2 separate regions of the Homo sapiens genome follow, and region 2 is linked to region 1. A link is a loop called in an ENCODE intact Hi-C map of the cell type or tissue named here. Cell type or tissue: natural killer cell. All regions are shown on one strand. Each heading gives the region's core, and the rest is flanking DNA. Links, peaks and the distances in the headings are about the cores only.

Evidence for each region. Peaks named below come from ENCODE experiments on the same cell type or tissue, not always from the same donor. Only the 100,000 strongest peaks of a DNase experiment are listed, where the experiment ranks them.
Region 2: it touches region 1 in a loop (6-fold over the local background); 2 of 110 quality-filtered maps call a loop at or near these places.

What each region holds. Positions count from the first base shown.
Region 1 is chr9:91,146,329-91,154,660 of GRCh38, forward strand. The region is part of intron 1 of LINC02937 (long intergenic non-protein coding RNA 2937); the gene reads right to left. The region is part of intron 2 of LINC00484 (long intergenic non-protein coding RNA 484); the gene reads left to right. Among named protein-coding and RNA genes, the nearest start is that of LINC02937, 13 kb to the right of the region's middle. RefSeq lists enhancers at 433-1,000, 1,408-1,527. In natural killer cell, for the core only: no CTCF peak of the experiment used is centred there; a DNase peak (open chromatin) is centred at 4,863; H3K27ac peaks cover 3,336 bases.
Region 2 is chr9:91,707,266-91,715,597 of GRCh38, forward strand. No RefSeq gene overlaps it. Among named protein-coding and RNA genes, the nearest start is that of MIR3910-2, 75 kb to the left of the region's middle. RefSeq lists a silencer at 7,362-7,411. In natural killer cell, for the core only: no CTCF peak of the experiment used is centred there; a DNase peak (open chromatin) is centred at 4,946; H3K4me3 peaks cover 642 bases; H3K27ac peaks cover 2,009 bases.

The DNA of each region.
Region 1 (8,332 bases), core at 233-8,232:
AATGTCAGTCACATCTTATTAAATTAAGTCCATGACCATTAAGGGGTCCCAATCCACACTGTGGAAAATGCCCCGGCCTGTGCTCAAACCACCAGCTCAGCCTGCGCATACCAAGGGCCTCGCACCCTGGTGCACTGCCCTCACAGTGTGAAACAGCAGATGGGGCAGAGTTCTCTGGCTGGGCCCAATTGGGCAAAAGAAGGGAAGATGCAGAGATGAGAGGCAGAAAGAGGATGTGCCTGAAGCTGAGGGCTCACTTGATTAAGTTGCTTACTTTTCATCTCATACTTCTAGTTGATCTAAAAATCCGCATAGCTAAACGCCACGTAGCTGAGCAGTACTCACTAAACTCCCACTGACTTCCTTACACTGGCTCTGACTATAGGTCACTATAGTAACCAGCACTTAGAGTTGTTTTTCAGGAACTATGGGCAGTACTTGTCCAGTTCAAGCTCATTGAGTCCACCAGCCCTTCAGCTGAACCTGTGTGGGTGTCCAAAGAGTGACCTTTTGACGTCAGAGGGCTAAAATCTCCACCCTTAGATCAGGTTAGTGCCACCCTTTTCTGCATGTGTCCGGTGAAGAACCGTGCAGCCCCACCAGGCTTGCATGAACTCCCATTACCTCCCCCTTCACCTCAAGACCACTTGGGTTTCTAGCCCATAAGTACCCTCACGTCCTATTTTTAGAGAGGCAAATTTGAGACCTGTCCTCCCGCCTCCTCTCTTGACTGCCTCGTGAATAAACTCCTACTCTTTTGCAAAATCCATAAGTCACAGTGATCGGCTTACTGTGACATGCCCACAGGGGCAGCAGCCGTGTAGGAACAGTGACCTGCATGCAGGCTGTGCCCCTAAGTGCAGGGACAGCTCCGTGTTGTCCCTCCTGCTGAGATCCTCAGGTTGTTCTGTTTCACCTGCACCAGTGCCCCTCAAGTGTGCCTGAGCTCATAGCACTTTGCTGCCATGAGGCCCCCCAAATTCACCTGGAGAGCCTGTCCTAACTTCAAATCCTGGGGTGGGTGGTCCCTCTGTCCACAAGAGCCCCGACTTCTTTTACACCTCGGTAGCACCCACCTAGGCCCAGGCACCAGCTCAAGGCTGGGAGAGGAGGCAGCTTTGCCAACCTCACTACAGAAAAAACAAAAACTAACAAAAGAAGCCTGTGTACTCCCTAACCCCAGGCAAAGGCCCCTCCTGAGCATCCATTCATATAGCCACAGGGAAGGCTTAGCTGCTTCTTTGCATCTGCCTTTCTGGGCTGTTTGTTTGTTTGTTTGTTTGTTTGCTTGCTTGCTTGCTTGCTTGCTTGTTTTTAATCTCATTGAGATTTTATGAGGAATTAGCTACAGTCCTCTGCTCTACCAGCTGAGCTATTGAAGGGACATCATTGAGCTTTTAAATGATCCGTAAGAAAGTTTTGGAGAAATTGAAGAGCAGCATGTAAACTTATATACTGGCTAACTTGTTAATGCATTCACACACACACACACACACACACACACACACACACACACATTATGTGGAAATGAGAACAAGCAATTGGGGAACATATTTCAGCAACTCTTCTTCCAGGTACAGAATTGCTCATCATGCAAGAGATGAATCATCAAGAAGCAGAAACTATCACAGTTTTCAGTTAAACTTTCTTGCACTCTCTGCACTCTGCAAAGGTAAATGTGTTCTAAGTTTACATGTGAAAGTATTCATGGGGCTTCTAGGATATGTTTCAGTAAAATAGTAAAAATCTGCTTTCTCTCTCTCCCTCTCTCTCTCTCCTTCTCGGGTTCATTCAGGAAGGAACAACTGATCCAACTAAAAAGAAACTAAGGAGGGCTTCCTGGAGAAAGGGGCACTTAGGTTGAGATTTGGAGAATCATCTTCAAATGGGGGAAGCATTTCAGGCTTTGAGTAAACATGAGAAGATAGGAAGGTTCGGGACTCCTTTGGGAAGACTGAAGAGTCCAGGGGATTATAGAGTAGGGTCTTGCGCAGTGTGTGCTGGGTGGGCAGGAAGATGGTTCAGCTGGAATATAGATGATGCTTCCACTGCAGTCAGTCAGGAGGATCAGGAGGAGCAGTCGGGGGTTTTCCCAAAAGGCAGTAACATGATCCATTGTATTATAGAAACAGGTTCGTGGCTGGAACTAAGGTGGGAGAACCTGAGTTTGGGAAGTCAAGGTTTGTAAAACAGTGCAGACCAGAGTAAAGGGGCTCTGTCTCACCAGGGGATCACCCCAGCAGGAGGGCCCCTGCCTGTGCCTGAAGCCACTCAGCCCTTTAAAAGCTGCCCCTAGGGACACCCCTTTACCAGAGAGGAGAACCAGAACACACAGAAAATAAGGTCCCCATCTGACCCCAGCAAAACATGATGTCCGAAAGACCGTTGCATCTGAGAGTAATTGTCATGTAGCATTTCTGTTTCCTGTATCCGGATACAAAAATAATGAATGAGGGGAAGCAGGCAAAGGAGACAAGCGTTCCCACCACGAAATCCTTGCACTTCAGTCCTTTTGTTAACCTTGGTGGAGTAGCACTCAACAGAAAATAACTAAACTCACCTATTTTTACTTTAGTAGCTATAAAATTTTCATTTCAAATGATAAATTCTGCTCTTTGGTTTAAACACAAAGTTTGCATACACTAATGTTTCCTTAAAATCAAACACCAAAGAGTGACCTTACATCTCTCACTCCCCTGTGCCATGTGTCTCCAAAGATGGCCCCAAGAACCCCAAATCCTTGTAACTGCCCTTCTGCAGTCATCCCTGAAGGGAGTCAGAGCATGCCACCCCAGAATATACCACTTTGGCATAAGGATTATTTTGAGCTGAAGGCAAATGAGAAATAGCAGAAGCAGGAAAATCTCTCTATTATTTCCCACCTGTGTAAAGGAGGGCATAAATTTCCCTTTGTGAAGGGGTCCCCCTCTGCCAGGAAAAGGAGACAATGCTTATCCCTTGACATGATACTGGCTTCAATCTGCATAAACAAACTTACTAAATAAACCTTATCTTCCATTAGTTTTCCCCCACATATTTGACATTCCACGGTTTATCACCACTAGAATTTCAAATCCTTTGTCTTTGCCTTGTCATTTTGCCACAAGTTTACAGTCTTTGTTAAAATGGTATATGAGTTCTCAGTCATAACTCTTTCTTTGGGTTTTCACTTTCTGTAAGATACTTGTTTACATGTAAAAATTTTTTAAAAAATGTTTTTGAGACAGACTCTCACTCTTTGAGATGGAATCTCCCTCTATTGCCCAGGCTGGAGTGCAGTGGTGCAATCTTGGCTCAGTGCAACCTCCGCCTCCTGGGTTCAAGCGATTCACCTGCCTCAGCCTCCCAAGGAGTTGGGATTACAGGCATGTGCCACCACGCCTGGCTAATTTTGTATTATTATTATTATTTTTTTAAGTACAGACGAGGTTTCTCCATGTTGGTCAGGCTAGTCTCGAACTCCTGACCTCAGGTCATCTGCCCACCTTGGCCTCCCAAACTGCTGGGATTACAGGCATGAGCCACCATGCCTGGCTGACTCTCGCTCTTTTGCCCAGGCTTGGAGTGCAGTGGGTGCGATCTCAGCTCACTGCAACCTTCGCCTCCTGGCTTCAAGCGATTCTCCTACCTCAGGGCTTCAAGCGATTCTCCTGCCTCAGCCTGCTGAGTAGCTAGGATTACAGGTGTGCACCACCATGCCCAGCTAATTTTGTATTTTTAGTAGAGACGGGGTTTCGCCATGTTGGCCAGGTTGATCTCAAACTACTGGCCTCAAGTGATCTGCCTGCCTCAGTCTCCCAAAGTGCTGGGATTACAGGCATGAGCCACCATGCCCAGCCCAAAAATTAAGATATTAACATCAAATACAATTTGTATACTTTTTCTCCTGTTAATCTGTCCTTTGTTAGTTTAATTTGCAGGCCACAGTCACTAAACCTAAAAGGGCGGAAGAAACATTCTTTCTTCCCTGCTTTCCAACATTGTGTCTGGACTAAGCCTGAGACCCACTTTAGTCAACAGTGTATCAGGTGACTCTGTGCCTGTTCTGGGCCTAACTTGTAGAGCTTGGCAATGTTTGTTCTTGTGCTCTTGGGAGTCCTGAACCACCATGTAAGACAGGGGTTGGCAAACTATGGCCCATGGGCCAAATCCAGCCCACTGTCTATTTTTGTAAATAAAGCTTTATTGCAGCAGAGCAATGTCCATCTGTTTATGGGCATTTATGGCTACCTTTGCATTACAATGGTAGAGTTGAGTACTTGTGACATAGACTATATGGTCAAAGAGTCTAAAATATTTGGTCTTGTACTGAAAAGTTTGCTGACCCCTGATTTTAAAAGACCATCGACCTGCTGGAGAGACTACATGGAGAAGTCCTGAGGCCACAAGGAGAAAGAGAGAGGCTCAGCTGTCCATGTTCCATTTCCTAGTCCCAGGGCCAGGTGATTCAGCCCTATTACCAGTCATTGCCAATAGGAGAGACCCCAAAGGAGGTCAGCAGAAGAACCATCCTGCTGACCCCAGGCAATCTGAAGAACTGGAATAATAAAATGGTAGCTCTATGCTGCTGCATTTTGGATGGTTTATTACACAGCAGCAGATAATTGGAACCCACTCCCTCCCCACCTCCAAACAAAAATATTGGGCTGTGACTGTGAAGACGAACCAAAAACAAACAAACAAAAAAACAAGCACCATTGAAGATGAGTTACAAAACCATGACTGAATTAGTTCCCAAAGCTGTCTAATAGCACCACGTAACTGCTTGCAGAGTTTTTCTGAAGAAATACCATAACTCATCATGAAACCAGCTATTAAACCACAAAACTTCTGTTTCCTTCACCTTGTACGTCACCCCTACTCTCTGCAACAGTTTGACCGCATTTTAGTTTGTGGGTTTTTGCCTTTTAAATGAATCTTATCATTATGAACACTGAGTACCCAAATAGTCCCCCAGGGCAGGAACTTCTCGTCTCTCTGAACACAGAATGTCCACTTGTGTGTTCTTTCAGATGCAGGGTCTTCTTGCCCTGAATTTCTAGAATGTGTTCTTAAAGAAACATACCTATTATTTCAAAGTATCTCAATTTTTTGAGAGACAAGGAGCACTATGAATCCAGCTCATGGTGTTAATGGCTTTCTCATCATAAATCCATCAGCTATATTAGTTCTTTAGAGAAAGTAAAAATCAGAACAAGGTCTATTTGTCATATTTCCTTAACCACATCTGGAGAGAAGCTTCAAGTGAGTAAATCCAACATATGATTGTGATTCTGGGAGCATCGTTGTTTCTGTTTTCATGAAGTTTTCTCTAAGGAATGAGTTAAGGAATGAGTTAGTTCTTTTGGGGAAAAAAAAATAGTGTGCCTCCCCCCCACTGCCCACCATCTGCACACCCACTCTCGGAAATGTTGCCTGCCCATATTTACCTGCTCACCAAGCTGTTCCCTATTCTAGAAGTTTCCACTCTCCCTTGAGTATAAAAGCTTCAACCCTGGTTCAGTGGGTGGTAGCTGCACCATGGTCTGGGGAAATCAGCACTTTTTCGTGGGTGTTGCTGCCCAGGGACCAAAGGGGACTTGAGGATAATCAAGCCAGCTCTGCAAGTCTCCAACCACACAAGGGGACTGAGCTCCCACCACATCCCTCAACCTCCCGCCGCCATCTTGCTTTCCCACTCCCTGCCTCCCACACAGCTCAGCTGCCTTTTGCTGCCCTTTGCTGCCCTTTACTGCCCCTTGCACTCCCCAGCAAACCTCCTCCATCCTCTCCACTGCGTCTCCTCCCTCCCTTCCTCCCCTCTGTCACCCCAATGGCCCAGGGAGAGCACAGGACAACATGGAGTGAGGAAAGGGAGGAGCTCAGCCAGCTAACCATCCCTGCCCACCACATGTGAATTAGACAGGCTTCTCCAGAGACAGAGCCAACAGGGTATGTACACAGGAAGAAATTTATCTGAGGAATTGGCTCACACAGTTATGGAGGCTGACAAGCCCTGAGATCTGCCATCTGCAAACTGGAGACCCAAGAAAGCCAGTGTTACAATTCACTCCTGTTCCAACAGCCTGAGAACCAGGGGAACAGATGATGTAAATCCCAATCCCAGGGCAGAAGAAGAAGAAATGAGATGTCCCAGCTCAAGCATGGAGGAAAGGGGGGAAGAGAGCAAATTCCTCTGTTCTCTGTCTTTTGTTTTGTGCAGACCCTCAAGGGGTTGGATGAGGCCCACCTACATTGAGAAGGGCATCCGCTTCACTAAGTCTTCTGGTTCAAATGCTAATCCCATCAGAAAACTGTCACAGACACACCCAAATAATGTTTAATCTGAGCACCTACGGTCCACTCAAATTGACTCATAAAATAAGTCATCACATGGGTGAAAGCCTTCCCTGGATGGTGAGTTTTCTGTCTCCCCAACGTGCATGCATGAAGAGCTGTCTGGGTAGATCTGATTCCCATCTTTTACCTACAAACATTTACCCACAACCTTGCCCAAATAACACTGAGCTCCAGGCTGTATGTGTATTATTTCTCATCTTTACAATGGCCCAGAGAGGAGTTCCTGAGTCCTGGAGGGAACTGAGGTAAAAGTGTAACCACTTGATGGGTTCTTCCTGCCCACTGCACGAAATCCATCCACTGAGACCAGGGCATTGCAACAGAGAAAGAGTTTAACTGACGTAAGGCTGGCCCATGCAGGAGAAATGAAGTTATTACTCAAGTATTCGGTGGGCTGGGGGACTAGGGAATGGGTGCTGCTGATTAGCTGGGGAGGAAATCATAAAGGGGTGGAAAACAATCCTTGTGCACTGAGTCCACCTCTGGGTGGAACCACAGGACCAGCTGAGTTATGAGTCAGGGGTCCAGGTGAAGTCAGTCTGAAAAAAATCAGATAAAACCAATCTTAGGTTCTACAATAGTGATGTATCCACAGGAGCAATTGGGGAACGTCACAAATCTTGTGACCTCTGGCCACATGACCCCTGAGCAGTAAGGGATTATAGAAATTATGCCATCATTTAGGCAGAGTTCAGGCCTCTCCCACAATTCTAATCTTGTCATCCTTCATTAGTCTTACAAAGGCGGTTTTTGGTCCCTGAGCAAGGAGGGGGTTAGTTTTATGGAGGGATTTACTTTTACCCTTGCTTTTAAGTTAAACTATAAACTATATTCCTCCTAAAGTTACCTTGGCCCATGCTGCCTTGACCAAGGACAGCTTGGAGGTCAGAAGCAAGATGCAATCAACTAAGTCAGATTTCTCTCACTGTCATAAATTTTGCAAATGCAGTTTCAGAGGGAATGAGTAGGGAAAGGTGGAGGGCCCCTTGTAAGTTATTTGCTGAAGAGCACACAGCTAATGGGTGCAGTTAACACAGGCTTTTGTTGAGACGAAGTCTTGCTCTGTCACCCAGACTGGAGTGCAGTGGTGCGATCTCGGCTCACTGCAACCGCTGCCTCCCGGGTTCAAGCAATTCTCTGCCTCAGCCTCCTGAGTAGTGCCCACCACCACACACAGCTAATTTTTGTATTTTTAGTAAAGATGGGGTTTCATCATCTTGGCAGGCTGGTCTTGAACTCCTGACCTCATGATCCACCCGCCTGGGCCTCCCAAAGTGCTGGGATTACAGGCGTGCGCCAGTGCACCCAGCCTAGGCTTTCCTTTTTTAAAACTCTTTTATTTTATTTACCAATACATATTCATGAAAACAAATCAACCCACACAATAAAGCACCAACAAGAAAGACAAATTAATCACTAAAATTGTAGTACCTCGAAGTACAGTTGACCCTTGAACAATGCAGGGGTTAGGAGCACCAACTCTCATGCAGTCAAAAATCCTCGTATACATTTCGACTCCCCCCAAAACTTTACAGTAATAGCTTGCTGTTGACCAGAGGCCTTACTGATAACATAAATAGCCAATTAACACATATTTCATATGTTATATATGTCATATACTGTATTCTTAAAGTAAAGTAAGCTAGAAAGAAGAAAATATAATTAAGAAAATCATTAAAGAGAAAATATATTTACTATTCACCAAGTGGGGGCGGATCATCATAGAGGTCTTCATCCCTGTCTTCAAGTGGAGTAGGTCGAGGAGGAGGAAGAAGAGGGATTGGTCTCACTGTCCCAGGAATGGCAGAGGTGGAAGAAAATCTGCATATAAGTGGCCCACACAGTTCAAACCTATGTTGTTAAAGGGCCCATTGTGCATCCAGTCCTTGTCTCAAACTGAAGGCTCGGCCTTGTTCTAATGCTATTGTCTCTAAGATATTCCCTTATATATTTACATCACTGCTCCACTGCAACGCACTGCTAAGATGCTTAC
Region 2 (8,332 bases), core at 125-8,124, 560 kb after region 1:
AAGAAAGGGAACTCCTTTTCCACCATCTTGCTAAAGTTACCAGAAAATCAGTTATCACTTTTTTTTTTTTTTGAGACAGAGTCTCGCTCTGTCGCCCAGGCTGGAGTGCAGTGGTGCAATCTCAGCTCACTGCAAGCTCCACCTCCCGGGTTCACGCCATTGTCCTGCCTCAGCCTCCCAAGTAGCTGGGACTACAGGCGCCCGCCACCATGCCCAGCTAATTTTTTTGTATTTTTAGTAGAGGCGGGGTTTGACCGTGTTAGCCAGGATGGTCGCAATCCCCTGACCTCATGATCCACCTGCCTTGGCCTCCCAAAGTGCTGGGATTACAGGCGTGAGCCACTGCGCCCAGCCTCTTTATCACTTTTAATGTCAGAAAATAATGAAAAAATAAATAAATTCAGTTTACTATTCATTTAACAAGTTACTAGCAGAAGTAGAACACTCAGAAAGGAAAGGGTCGAAGACGAGGCCTGAGTGAGGATGTCAGAGGGAGGAAAGAATGGGGGTGGATTGCAGAGGAGAACAGAGTTAAGAGTTGAGGAAGCTCTAAGGGCTCTGAAAGCCAGTGTCACAGCAGTGTGGACAGGAGGATGGGGGTTGGGGATCTTTCCTGTTTGTGAATATAAATTGTGCTTGCTTTTTATTGTTTTTAAATAAGATAGTAGTTAAGCTCTAACTTTTCCTTAGAATGCAGCTTTAGCTGTATTCCATAATTGTATTCTTCTTTCATTAATTTCTAGATACCTTGACATTTGATTTTGATTTTTTCTTTGATCCAGGGTTTACCTAGAAAAGTGTTCAAGTAGTTATTATTATATATTTTTTTTGAGATAACGTCTTGCTCTGTCGCCCATGCTGGAGTGCAGTGGTGCGATCTCAGTTCACTGCAACTTCCACCTCCCTGGTTCAAGCAATTCTCCTGCCTCAGCCTCCCGAGTAGCTGGAATTACAGGTGTGTGCCACCACACCTGGCTAATTTTTGTATATTTAGGAGAGATAGGGTTTTGCCACGTTGACTAGGCTGGTCTTGAACTCCTGGCCTCAGGTGATCCACCTGCTTCAACCTCCCAAAGTGCTGGGATTGCAGGCGTGAGCCACCGCACCTGACTGGAAGTAGTTATTTTTCTGGTCATATTAAGATTTACGGGCCAGGCATTGTGGCTTGTGCCTGTAATCCCAGCACTTTGGGAGGCCAAGGTGGGAGGATCACCTGAGGCCAGGAGTTCAAGACCAGCCTGGCCAACATGGTGAAACCCTGTCTCTAATAAAAATACAAAAAAAATTAGCCAGAGGTGGTGGTGGTGCATGCCTGTAATCCCAGCTACTGGGGAGGCTGAGGCATGAGAATTCCTTGAACCCGGGAGGCAGAGGTTGCAGTGAGCAGAGATCATGCCACTGCACTCCAGCCTGGGTGACAGGGCAAGACCCTGTCTCAACAACAACAACAAAAAGATTTATGGAATTATGGTCAGCAAAAACAGTTTGTAAAGTTTCTACTTTGGGGATTTTAATAAGGCTTACTTCGTTGTTAAGTACATGATTGATTATTAAAAATGTGCTATAAGAAAAACTTGATACTATGTGTATGAACCAAGGTTATCAGTCTGCCTAATTAGACCAAGCTGAGGGATTGTGTCCTTCAGAACGAAATGTTTGCAGATATTTTTTCTGACTTGCTCTTTCAATTTCTGAAAGCTGCATTTAATGTTCCCACAGTGGCTATTCATCCTGGGAGCTGCTGCTCTACACATCTATCTGCCAAGCTTGGTGTGGACTAGTTGTGGCTTCCATGACTTTTCATGGCCTTTTATCAAAACATGGACCCCTTCATTATCTCTGAATATTTCTGACCTTACTATTTCTGATTAACTAACAGTAACCCACCTCTTGTTGTTGTTGTTTGTTGTTGTTGTTGTTGTTGTATTTTTAATCAATCTTTTTGGCCTCAGGCAAGTGACAAAAATTCTTCCTTGGCCAAACTCTAAACAGTCTCTTTTGAGCCCCTTCTCAACCAGGCCCCAATAAACTCTAACATAGTTTCTAATAGCTCACAGCTATATCCCTAGCACCCATAATGTGCCTGCCTAGGAAAACTCAAGGCTGCCAAAAGAATTTAGTTTATTCCAGCCAACACCTGAAGGTAGGGCCTTCAAGCAGGGTCTCCCAGCCTCTGTGGGCAGACAGGAGCCTAATCTTGATATGTGTCAGTTAGTTAGCAAATCCACATGGGTTTCACATGGACCAGAGCCGCCTTCCCAGCTCTCTGTAATTTTTTACTTCCCTGGCTCCACTGAGCCCCTACTCACCCACTCCCTAGTCCCTCATCCTCCCTTTAAAATGCCTGGTCACTTCTGTTCAGATTGATGCGTTCATGCTGGATTTTCTCCTATTACCAATAGTTACTAATTGAGGCCGGGTGCGGTGGCTCATGCCTGTAATCCCAGCACTCTGGGAGGCCGAGGCAGGTGGATCACCTGAGGTCAGGTGTTTGAGACCAGCCTGGCCAACATGGTGAAACCCCGTCTCTACTAAAAATTCAAAAATTAGCTGGGTGTGGTGGCGTACACCTGTAATCCCAGCTACTTGGGAGGCTGAGGCTGGAGAATCCCTTGAACCTAGGAGGCGGAGGTTGCAGTGAGCCAAGATTGTGTCACTGCATTCCAGCCTGGCCTGGGCGACAGAGTAAGACTCTGTCTCGAAAAAAAAAAAAAAAAAAGTTACTGATTCTGATTGAAACGTGTCCTCACCACTCTAGTGTCTGGCTTTGGCAGATGGTCACCTGGCATTTGGCAGTGGAACTCACGGAAGGATTAACTTCTGACAGAGCACCAGCACCCAACATGCACCCCATTTCATCCCGTATCAGTATTGGTGTCCTACTTTTTAATCCAAATGAAAACTAATGCAGACATTTTTACTTGGTGTAAGAGAAGTCGCCTTCAAAAGTTCAATAATTTAACTTCATGGTAGGAGGGAAGTGCAGGAAAAGTGTTTTACTTTTCTTCTGCACATGTGAATTCATGCGCACGGTCACCAAGACCTGTGACCACAAAGCCTTGTGTGAGGGCTTTATTACTTGGCTGCACTTGAAGCCAAGTTAGGGGGAGAAAGGAGGGGCTTCCGGTGAAACACGAAACTTTGTTCCCCTGACTTCCATCTGTGGACATAGATTGTGAGAAGAAAATCAACTTGAGTTCGAGAAAAGCAAAACAGTATCAAAAAACAAATCAAAACAAAGGTAAATAAAGGTAAGACGCAGAGAACAAGAAAAGCAGATAGGATCACGCTGGCACCGCAAGAACACACAAAGATGGTAACTGCAACCATCGAGCCCACACTCGGCTAAGTCAGGTAAGGTGGCAGGTTAATGTTTGGTGCACAAGAATGTTCACTATGACATTAGAAGAGCAACAGTTTAGAAACAGCCTAAATGCTAAAAAATTTAGAGGTGGAGAATTTTATTTACCAGAAATTCACAATGAGGATTTTTAGAAAGAAAACCAGTGAACAAATAATTGCACTCCTTGGGGTAGAAGAGAAACTTGTGTGCGTGTGTCTGTGTGTGTGTGGTGTGTGGTGTGTGATGTGTGGGTGGTGTGTGTAGGGTTTGTCTGGTGTGTGTGTGTTGTGTGGTTTGTGTGTGTGTGGTATATGTGCTGTGTATGTGCATTTGTGTATATGATGTGTTTGGTTTGTGTGTGGAATGTATGTATATATGTATGTTTGTGTGATGTGTGTTTTTGTGTGAGGTGTGTATGGTGTGTATGTGTTTGTGTGTGGTGTGTGTGTGTGAGGTGTGTGTTTGGTGTTTGTGGAGTGTATGTATGTGATATGTGTGTGGAGTGTATGTGTATGGTGTGTGTGATGTGTGTAGTATGTGAGGTGTGTGTGTGGTGCATGTTTGCGGTGTGTGGTGTGTGATGTGTGTGGTGTATGTGTGTGGTATGTGAGGTGTGTGTGTGGTGTTTGTGGTATGTGTGAGGTTGTGTGAGGTGTGTGGTGTATGTGTGGATGGTGTGTGAGTTGTGTATGTGATGTGTGGTGTTTCTGGAGTGTTTGTGTGTGTGCACATGTGTGTGCTGTATGTGTGGTGTGTGTGTGTAATTTGTGTGCGAGGTGTGCAAGGTGTGTGTGTTATCTGTGATGTGTATGTGGCGTGTGTGATATGTGAGCGGTGTGTATGGTATGTGTGAAATGTGTGGTGTGTATATGTTATGTATGTGTCTCTGGTATATGAGGTGTGTGTGTGTAGTGTGTGTGTGGTGTGGGTTGATGTGGTGTGTATGTGTGTGGTGTGTGCAAGATGTGTGTGGTGTGTGTGGTGTGTGTGTATAAGTGTGCATGTGAATGTGTATATGGTGTGTGTGTGAATGTGTGTGGTGTTTGCAGAATACGTGTCTGTGTGTGGTGTATGTGTGTATGAGTCTGTATGGTGCTGAAGGTGTGTGTGGTGTGTAAGTGTGTGTGGTGTGTGTGGAATGTGTGTGGGGGTGTGGGTGTGTGCAGTGTGTATGAGTGTGTGGTGTGTGTGGTGTATGTGTGGTGTGTGTGTATGAGTGTGTGTGGTGTGTGTGGAACGTGTGTGTGGGTGTGGGTGTGTGTGGTGTATGTGTATGTGTGGTGTGTATGTGTATGGGTATGTGTGGAATATGTGTGGGTTGTGTGTGTGGTGTATGTGTATGGGTGTGTGTGTGGTATGTGTGGTGTCTGTGTGGAATGTGTGTGGTGTGTATGTGTATGGGTATGTGTGGAATGTGTGTGGGGTGTGTGTGTGGTGTATGTGTATGGGTGTGTGTGTGGTATGTGTGGTGTGTGTGAAATTGTGTGTGTGGTGTATGTGTATGAGTATCTGTGTATGTGTGTGGGGACAATTATTTATGGAGCACCTACGCTCTTCACCAGCAGTGAACACAAGAGAGGGGGAAACCCTGCTCTGGGGACGTCACCTCCCATGATGCCATTCGCAGTTGGGGACCAACTTCCTCCATTTGTGGCTTTCACTCTGAGAATGCCTCAACACGCAGGTTTCTCCACCGATTGGTATTTACACCCCCCACTTTAAACTGCTTTCCTGCCCTTTTTTCTGGCTGTGACTAGAATTATTTTTAGGGAAAAGAGAGAAGGATCTGGATGAATGAATTAATTAGAATTCATTTTCTAGTGGCATTTCTCCCAGTTCCTTCATTTCTGCTTGAAGGACAATTAAGGGTTCCGGTGTGGCTAATCATGTGGATTAAGAGTGGCTTCTTGTCTCCCATACAAATCCAAATGACTCACCACCAGTCATTTTTCCCGCTTTCTATGATCCTGAGATCCTAACTTCACTAACTGGGAAGTTACAGTTTTCAGAGATGCATTTTTTTTTTAAATAATGAGAGTGACTTTCTCAGTTTTATGTTACACTCTCTTGGCAAATAAGCTGCCTGTGCTGCTGTAGCCTGCACATTTTTGTTTGCAGTTAAAGAGGATGAAGAAGCCATCACCGGGTTCAGGTGCAGACACCTTTTTAGATGATTCTTAGTTACAGTGATTTTTAGAGGCACAGTTGATGACTAGTGGAAAGGCTTTCCGACCAGACTCTTTAAACTACCCACTCAGGCCAAGGAATCCCCCTCACCAGCTGCGTTTTCCTCAGGGAACTGAGCTTCCCAACCCTGTAGAATGTACTTCCCTTCCCTTCATGTGTCTGTTTGGTTCTCTGCCCCATCCCTGTGCCCAGAATAGCACCAGGCCTCCAGCAGACTGAGATCTCCATCTGTGGTCCAGGTTAATCTAATAATCTCACATCGGATCAGTTTGACCATCGGGATTTCTGTGGTCTAGTCTCTAATACCGCATGTCTGCATTTGGGATAGAGCATTTCACCCACAATTTAACCAAAAAATGCTGTTCCAAATAATCGTGTTGGCCACAGTATATTAAACACGCAGCTTTCCTAATAAGCACTTTAGTTTTCTTGCACATACAAGGAAGAGATTGGGTTTTTATATAGACTAGGTTATTTCAGCAAAAAAAAAAAAAAAAAATCCCGAAGGGATAATCAAGTTAATACAATTTGTTAAAAGGGAACACTACATGTGCAATGAGTTTGCATATTTATAGAACCCACATAATAAAGCCAGCTTTTACCAGATCACTTTCCCTTGTAAACATGGTCAATTGTATCTTGTAGGAAAGAAATGTAACAGTTATGTTAAACTAATGAAGTTCACATTGAAAACTATTTTAGGTAACTAGAAGTTTACTCTTACTGCATAATAACTAAAACTCGAAGAAAATTTACCTGAAATTAAAAAAGAAAAGCGTTGCTCGCTTTTATGGGACCACTTGCCTTAGAGAGGGAGCCCCCACAACACGTGAGTCTCCTCCCACCCCGTCCATGGACCTCCGTGCCAGCAGAGAGCAGCTCTTATATATGAATATGTGTAGTGTGTATGGAACGTGGTGTGTGTATAGTATATGTGTATATGAGTGTGTATCTGTGTGTGGGAACAATTATTTATGGAGCGCCTCTCTGTGCTGGGGACCAGCAGTGAACACAAGAGGGAGAAACCCTGCCTTAGGGACCTCACCTCCCACGATGCCACCTTCGCAGGTGGGGACTGACTTTCTCCATCTGTGGCTTTCACGTACCTCGACACACACATTTGTCCAGGGACTGGTATTTATGCTACCCCCCCCCCCCCTTCTTAAACTGAAGGACCTTTTTCTGGCTGTGAACTAAAATTACTTTTAGGGAAAAAAGAAAGAGAACCCTTGTGAACATGGTCAATTGTATTTTGTAGGAGAGAAACGTAACATTTATGTTAAGCGAATGAAGTTCACATTGAAAACTATTTTAGGTAACTAGAAGTTTACTCTTACTGCGTTATTAAAACTTGAAGAAAATTTACCTGAAATTATAAAAAAATTAAATTTTTGAAATTAAAAAATATTTTTTAAAAAATTAAACTTCAATTTTAAAGTTAAATTAAAATTTAAATATTTTTAATTTTAAAATTAAAAATTCAGAGCCCGCGAGCACAGCAGACAGGCACCAGCTCCCAAGCAAGAACAGCAGCGAATCAACATTTACTCCGAAAAAAAAAAAAAAAAAAACCCTTTCAGAACAGTTTGTGCTCCTGTTCAGCCCAGGAGACGTCGTTCCTGCTTTTACGCGGCGCCATGTCCTTCTTGGCGTACACTTGGCAAAACAGAATGAGAACTGTAGGTCGATAGAGAGACCTCCCTCCCTCTCGCCGGACCCCTCCCTCTCGCCGGACCCCTCCCTCTCGCCGGACCCCTCCCTCTCGCCGGACCCCTCCCTCTCGCCGGACCCAACTGGGTAGGGCGAGGAGCCAGGGGTGGGCGGGGAGGCGCCTGCGGGGAGGTCTGGAGCACGCCCGAGGCCAGGAGGAGGCGGAGCCGTAGCGAGCGTATGAAGGGAGGACCTGAGCTAAGGACCCGCGCCCGCCCGGGGGTTCCAGCATGCGGGGGAGTGGTCCCAGAGGAAGACAGGTCATTCCAGGGCCCCTAACCTTTTCTGCACCTTGGACCCATTTGGACTTGGGTCTCTTCTCAGGGTATAATTTCATAACACAAAAAATAAAACACAAACTTCAAAGATAACATCTAATATTAAAATTATCAAAATATTTAAAAAATAACATTGGGATGTGTTATCATTTGTGTGCTTCTGTATTAACTCAATAACAAGATTTTGCAGCGGGCCCAATAATGTGTGTTATTGTCAAGCAGTGATGAGCGAAATAGAATTTCTAGTATCGGCCACAACTGCAAAGTGACATGAAAATAACCAGTGTTTAGTGGCGACCAGCCACCCATAATAGCAATACGTCTCTGGGTTTTTTCCCTATGTGTATAATAAGGGAAATGCTACATCGCAGTTCTGAATGAAATGTAGGTTAGTGATTTTTTTTTTCCCAACCCAAGTTCCCAGGCAGAACTATGAGGGTCTTGGCAGAACCGTGGGGGTCTTGGGCTCTGCGACTGAGGAAAGATAGAGTCTTCAGGTGAAGGAAGAGCTCTGCCTCCAAAGAAAGAGTGCAGCCACTGGGAATCACAAGCTGCAGAGGAACGCAGGTACCAGATGTCCTGGTGTGCCCACGATGGAGGCGGCAGGCTTTCGCCCTTTATCTAATGCTATGAGCGTGGGCCTCATCAGCTGCCACAGCTGCGCTCTGGCTGAGGCATCACTCAGCAAATACTGCTTTCTCAGGAAGACCTATTCTGTTTTTTGTTTTTGTTTTTTGTTTTGTTTTGTTTTGTTTTTTACAGTATTTCCTGTTTAATAACCTGCCTCCAGAGAGTAGGGATGGTGTTCCCCAGC